Regions from separate parts of the Homo sapiens genome. Here region 1 is linked to region 2. A link is an interaction called in ENCODE POLR2A ChIA-PET data of the cell type or tissue named here. Cell type or tissue: HepG2. All regions are shown on one strand. Each heading gives the region's core, and the rest is flanking DNA. Links, peaks and the distances in the headings are about the cores only.

The links. Peaks named below come from ENCODE experiments on the same cell type or tissue, not always from the same donor. Only the 100,000 strongest peaks of a DNase experiment are listed, where the experiment ranks them.
Region 1: POLR2A ChIA-PET joins it to region 2 with 7 read pairs; 2 of 35 experiments call an interaction of 5 or more read pairs at or near these places.

Annotation. Positions count from the first base shown.
Region 1 is chr7:981,755-984,628 of GRCh38, forward strand. CYP2W1 (cytochrome P450 family 2 subfamily W member 1) reads left to right here and starts at 1,427. Exons shown (of 9, transcript NM_017781.3): 1 at 1,427-1,631; 2 at 2,658-2,820. The coding sequence starts at 1,458. It also overlaps a transcript of CHLSN not described here. In HepG2, for the core only: a CTCF peak has its summit at 1,330; a DNase peak (open chromatin) is centred at 1,447; H3K4me3 peaks cover 1,856 bases.
Region 2 is chr7:1,532,433-1,535,322 of GRCh38, forward strand. The region is part of intron 1 of MAFK (MAF bZIP transcription factor K); the gene reads left to right. LOC100128653 (a long non-coding RNA gene) reads right to left here and starts at 2,448. Exons shown (of 1, transcript NR_149036.1): 1 at 21-2,448. RefSeq lists enhancers at 306-455, 381-675, 646-755. In HepG2, for the core only: no CTCF peak of the experiment used is centred there; DNase peaks (open chromatin) are centred at 489 and 1,578; H3K4me3 peaks cover 990 bases.

The sequences.
Region 1 (2,874 bases), core at 375-2,874, 550 kb before region 2:
CAGTGGCTTACACCTGCAATCCCAACACTTTGGGAGGTCGAGGCAGGAGGATTGCTTGAACCCAGGAGTGTGAGACCAGCCTGAGCAACGTAGCAGGACCTCCATTTCTACATAAATAAATAAATAAAGTTAGCTAGGCTGGGTGGTGCATGCCTGTAGTCCCAGCTATTTGGGAGGCTGAGGTGGGAGGATGGCTTGAGCCCCGGAGGTGGAGGCTGCAGTGAGCCTGTACTCACAGCACGGTAATCCAGCCTGGGCAACAGAGCAAGACCCTGTCTCAAAAACAAAACACACAAAAATCAAAAGTATTCCCTGAATTAATTAAGTAAGCTTTGCTAGGCAGGTAGGACCCCCAGCCTACCCAGTAGTGGCCCTGGTATGAGGCACTCCCTCCCCGCCGCAGCCGCCCAGCCCTGGCCCTGAGGCTGTACAGCAGGATAGAGGTAGTGAGCTCCCCACCACAGGAGGCGTGCAACTGTGCCTGGGGCTTTCCCTCCCAGCTAATCAAGGGGGACCAACCCGGGAGGGGTGAGGGCCTCAGGCTGCCTCGGCTCTGCGGTTCGTACAGGGCATGGGCAACGCCCCAGAGACAGGCTGTGGGGAGGGTCCCGCCTGCTGGCACCAGCTCCAGCTGCCTCATGTCAGGGCAGGCTGTGCAAAGCAGGCCCGGCCGCTTCTGCTGCCAGCAGCCCTCCCACCCCTCACAGCGGTTTAGGAGACAGATGGACAGGGCTCGTAAACCCCGCCACCTGCCACCCGGCAGCCCTTCCATGTTCCTGTCCTAGCTCAGAGGGTTGCATCCCCTGCCCGGGCGGCAGCCCTCGAAAAGGAGCAGGCTGCTACCTGGGGCGAGAACACCCTCAGGGAGATGCAGGTGGTGGCCTGTGAGGACTGTGGGATTTGAGTCCCCTCATGGGCCTCCCTGAGGTCTCACTCCTGTCCCTTGCCCCGTGGGGAGCTGATCAGAGAAGAGCTGGGTGCACACGGATGGGGTTTGGGAGAGGCCTGCAAACCCTGAGCTCCACAGGGTCCCACTCAGAGCCTGTGAAAGGCAGGGGGCTCCCCTCCAAGCCAGGGCCTCGGCCCCAAAGCCCTGTGAATCCCAGTTCTGAGGGGTGGCCAAGGCCAAGGGGCCTGGACTGGCAGGTTCAGCAGAACCAGGGGCAGAACAGTCCACGTGCCACATCCTTCTCTCTGGCCAGGAGACATGGATGCCTGACCCCAGAGGGCCCCCGTCCTGCCCTCCCCTCCCCGGCCCCACCAGGGCCTCAGCCCCACATTCCACGCAGGCCTGCAGCTTTAAGCCATCCGCTGGGGGCTGCCCTGCAAACTGCTCGTTCCACATTCTCGGGGTGGTGGGGTGGGTGGGGTGCGGGCACGCCCTCCCGCGGAGGCCTATAAGGGTGCGGGGGGGACGGGGCCCAGGAGGGGAGTGGAGCCTCACCAGCCACGTCCTCATGGCCCTGCTGCTCTTGCTGTTCCTGGGCCTCCTGGGGCTCTGGGGGCTGCTCTGCGCCTGCGCCCAAGACCCCTCCCCAGCTGCCCGGTGGCCCCCGGGGCCTCGCCCGCTGCCGCTCGTCGGGAACCTGCACTTGCTGCGTCTGTCGCAACAGGACCGGTCCCTGATGGAGGTAAGTCAGGGAGCCCGGGCAGCTCTTGCCGCTTGGACAGCTGCCGTGTCCTGGCCCCCCTCCTGGGGAAGCCCAGCCCGGTTTCCACTGCCTGTTCCCACATGGTGCCGGGCCCAGCGGGGCACGCAGGAGGCCGGAGGGCCCACCCTGCTTTTGGGAGGGGAAAGCCACCCCGTCCCACAGGGAAGCAGACACACTGAGTACGAAGAAGCCCTGGAGGTGCCACCCAGGGCCCGGCGCGGGAGCAGGAGTCTGGAGGGCTCCCTGGAGGCGGTGGCGTCTGCTGAGAGCCCGCAGGAGGCCAGGCTTAGGGACAGCAGAGGGGAGGAGGGCCTGGGCCTGTCGGCTGCCTGCTCAGCCCCCCTCGGCCCTCAGGTGTTCAACAGCAAACACTTCCCACTTTTGAGCCTCTGTTTCCTCATCTGTGAAATGGGAAGAGGACCTGTGCCTCCTGGGCAGGGATGCTGAGGACAGAGGGTACGGGGACACGGCACGGGGCAGCCTGACTAGCACTGTCGCTCTGTCCTCGCTCAGGCAGGCAGGGTCAGTGGGACAGGGCTGACCAGTCAGGCCCGGGCCCTGCCTCCGGCTGCCCCCAACTGCGGGCTGGGGTGCTGCTGGCCGGGCTGTAGCCGAAGACGGATCAGGGTCTCTGGGGGCCGAGCCTGTCAGGCCCTCACTCTGTGCAGACTCTGGCCTTTCAGAATGTGCCACCCCAGCAGACAGCCAGCCCCCGACCTTGCCGCCTGGACTCAGGGCTTGAGCCCCCCAGGAATTTTGGCTAAAAAGAAAATCCCACAACAGCCATGCCAAGCACCAGATGGCGAGAGGGCTCTGTGGGCTCCAGGCTGGGCGCTGCCCCCTCCACCCTGCACCACTGGCTTTATGGCATCTAGGCGTGCCCCCTCCACCTGCCCCCATTTTCCCTCTGTCCCCACCCCTACCCAGCACAGGCCCGGCCTGAGGGGACCTAAGGGGGGTCTTGTGGGTGAGGGCTGCCCGGGTGACCCCCGCCATCCCTGCCAGCTCTCAGAACGCTACGGGCCGGTGTTCACCGTGCACCTGGGGCGCCAGAAGACGGTGGTGCTGACGGGGTTCGAGGCGGTCAAAGAGGCGCTGGCGGGCCCCGGGCAGGAGCTGGCCGACCGGCCTCCCATCGCCATCTTCCAGCTCATCCAGCGAGGTGGAGGTCGGTGTGTGGCCGGCGCTACGGGGCCTACTGGGTGTGGGGGCACCTGGACCC
Region 2 (2,890 bases), core at 128-2,627:
TTAAAACTAGACCTCTCATTATTCCAAAATAAGACATTTATTAAAGCAGAAAAACCAGGCTTCTCCTGCCTTTTATCCTTGAACCGAGCCAGGGCTTTGAGGGGCTGGTTGCCCGCAGCGTCGACTCCCCAGGTGCTGGTAAACCCGGGAGCCAGCGTTTACCGAGGGTCAGGGTTGTCGGGGCGCCAGCCTTTGTGTGCACCCGGGAGGCTGCTGTTAAGGGAGACCGTCTTCCGGGCCACTTCGCTGTCTACAAGGCGTGTGCTTTCACCCACGGGGCTCAGCGATGGCTGCGTTTGTTTACAGTCTCTGGCAAAGCTGTTTGCCACCCAGACGGAGAAGAAGTTGTGCCTGTTCTTGTCCCAGCTGTTTCTGAGTCTAAAGGTTTCTGGAGTGGACTTTCTGGGTTTCGGGTCCAGTCCACACGGGAAATGGAAATCTGGCCAGCTGAGAGAGGGCTCCGTGTGGCCGCCTTTCAACAGTAAACAGTGACTCACCGCTCCGTCCCCACCCTCCCTGCTCTCCGCGAATGGAAGATGCCTTTCCCCGCTATTTATTTTTGCTTTTTATAAGTCACAGACTCGTCATGTTTCCGCTTTCCTACAGTTTCAGGAAACTGGGAGTGTCGTCTTAAAATCATAGAGTTTTAGAGCAGGTACAAGCGAACTTGAGTGGCCACATGCCCCACCCCCCGACCAGCTGCTGTAGATGAGGAAGCCCAGGCCATGAGGTCTGCTGGCCTGTCCCACAGGCCGGTGGGGTCTGGTGTAGAGCCTTCCTGCTTCTCCGCACTGTGCGTCGGGTGTCCTGGGGAAGGTATTGGGGTGGAGACTGCCCTCTCCCTGCCCTCCCATGCGGGGCCGGCTCATCTCGTACAGCGGGGGCTAGTGTGGGGTGTAGGGAAGACCTTCTCCCTGCTTGCAAGGAGCTCACCATGCCTTGGGGAGGCCCCCTGTCCCCAGAAGGATCTAGAACCAGGCCTTGGTAGAGGGTGCTTGCCTACGCGAGGAGGAGAGCAGTGGGGAGTGTTTCTGGAAGAAGCAGGGCAGGGAACCACGTGCTCTCTGCAGATGGTGATCAGAAACCTGAAACGGCATTGGGGTGGGGGAGTCGGGGTTTGGGAGGAACCCCCAAGACTTTTGACTGCCTGTGGGGCTGTGTGGGGGGCACCAGGATCAGGGTGAGGGCATCCCATTTGGCAAAGCTGTGGTCCAGACAGGAGACGCTGGAGGCCGGAGCCTGGGCAGGTGCTGTGGGTTCAGGCGGGTGATGCTTGAGGGCTGGGATCAAGCCTGGTTGGCGCGTGGATGAGGAAAAGAGAGAGGGGCAGGGGCAACTCCGGTGAATGATGCGGTTGGGGGCTGGGGGGCATCTGGGCCCCCCGGAATGCCCCTGACTGGACTTAGAGGCTGGGAGCGGATTGAAGCCCCAGGGCGGCCGGGGGAGAACAGGATGCTGATGGGGAGCTGGAGGCCGAGGACAGGAGGATGGTGTGGTGGGAGCCAGGGCGGGGACTGGAGGGGGTGTGGTGTGTTCTGCAGTCTGCTCTCTGCTGCTGCAGCTGCCTGAGTCACCTCTGGATGTAGCGGAATGACACAGCTTCCTCAGACTGCAAATGCAAGGTGACCAGACGTCCTCCAAGCCGGGCCGACAGTCATGGCTTGCTGGAGGGCAGCCAGCCAGGGCCAGGCTGCTGGCTGGTATGGGCCGGGCTGCGGGGTGCCAAGTGGGGTGCCTCCCGCATGCTTAGTGGGGCTGTGTCCGGGACAGCCGGACAGTGGGGGCCCTCGCAGTGTAGGACCTCATCCTCAGTAGGAAGGGTGTCTGGCTGGTCTCTGGGACCAGCTGGGCTGCAATTAGTCGGTTGACACCTGTTTGACAGGCACCCACTGGGTACCAGTGCCACAGCGGCCCCACCTACCCTTGCGGCCCAGTGTGGAGGGCACCCGGCTTGGGGTCTCTGGCAGAAAGGCTCCTGGGAGAGGCGGGTACACCTTGGGTGGCCTCTGGTTTTGTGGATTGCACCTGCCGTGGGAGTCACTGGTCGGGGGGCGGGAGGGCGCTTGCTGCTGTGCTGCTGGGTTTCTGAACCCGTGTCTCTCGCACAGAGCTCCCGTCCTCCGTTCCTGGTCTTCCTCCTGCCCCTCCTCCCTCTCCCGCATCCCACATCCTCGGAGACCCGCGGAGAATAGAAGTGGAAGGGCCACTCCGTCTTGGTCAGACTGGCTGGGCAGCTGAGGGGGTGGGGCATGGAGTCTGTGTCATCATTCACCCCTTGGGCAAGAACAAGTGACCCATCCAGAGCCCCCATGCTGGCCTCGTAGAGCGAGCGGCAGCCCCGATGCGTCCTCTCATCTGGGAAGAATCAGAGCCCCAAAGCTGAAATCCCCGTTTCTCTATGGGCATCCACAGCCGGGACCGTTCAGAGGGGTCATCCAGCCGTCAGCTGCTCAACTCACTTTTGCACTCTCTCTTTTTTTTTTTCCTAAAAGATAAGGTCTTGCCCTGTCACTCAGGCTGCTGGAGTGCAGTGGTGTGATCACAGCTCACTGCAATCTCGACTTCGAGGCTCAAGCAATCCTCCCACCTCAGCCTCCCGAGTAGCCGGGACCATAGGCACATATGTGCCATCACAACTGGCTATTTAAAATTCTTTTTTTTTTTTTTTTTGTAGAGATGGGGCCTTGTTATGTTGCCCAGGCTGGCCTGAAACTACTGGGCTCGAGCATTCGGCCTCCGGAGGCGTTGCTATTACAGGCAAGAGCCACTGTGCCCAGTCCCAACTTGGTGGAGAAAATGTTCCCTCCTGGACCCCAAAGCAGGTCCTTCTCAGCTTGTGCCAGCACAGCAAGAGGTGCCAAGGCTGCCAGCCCCCCACTGAGCAGGGTCA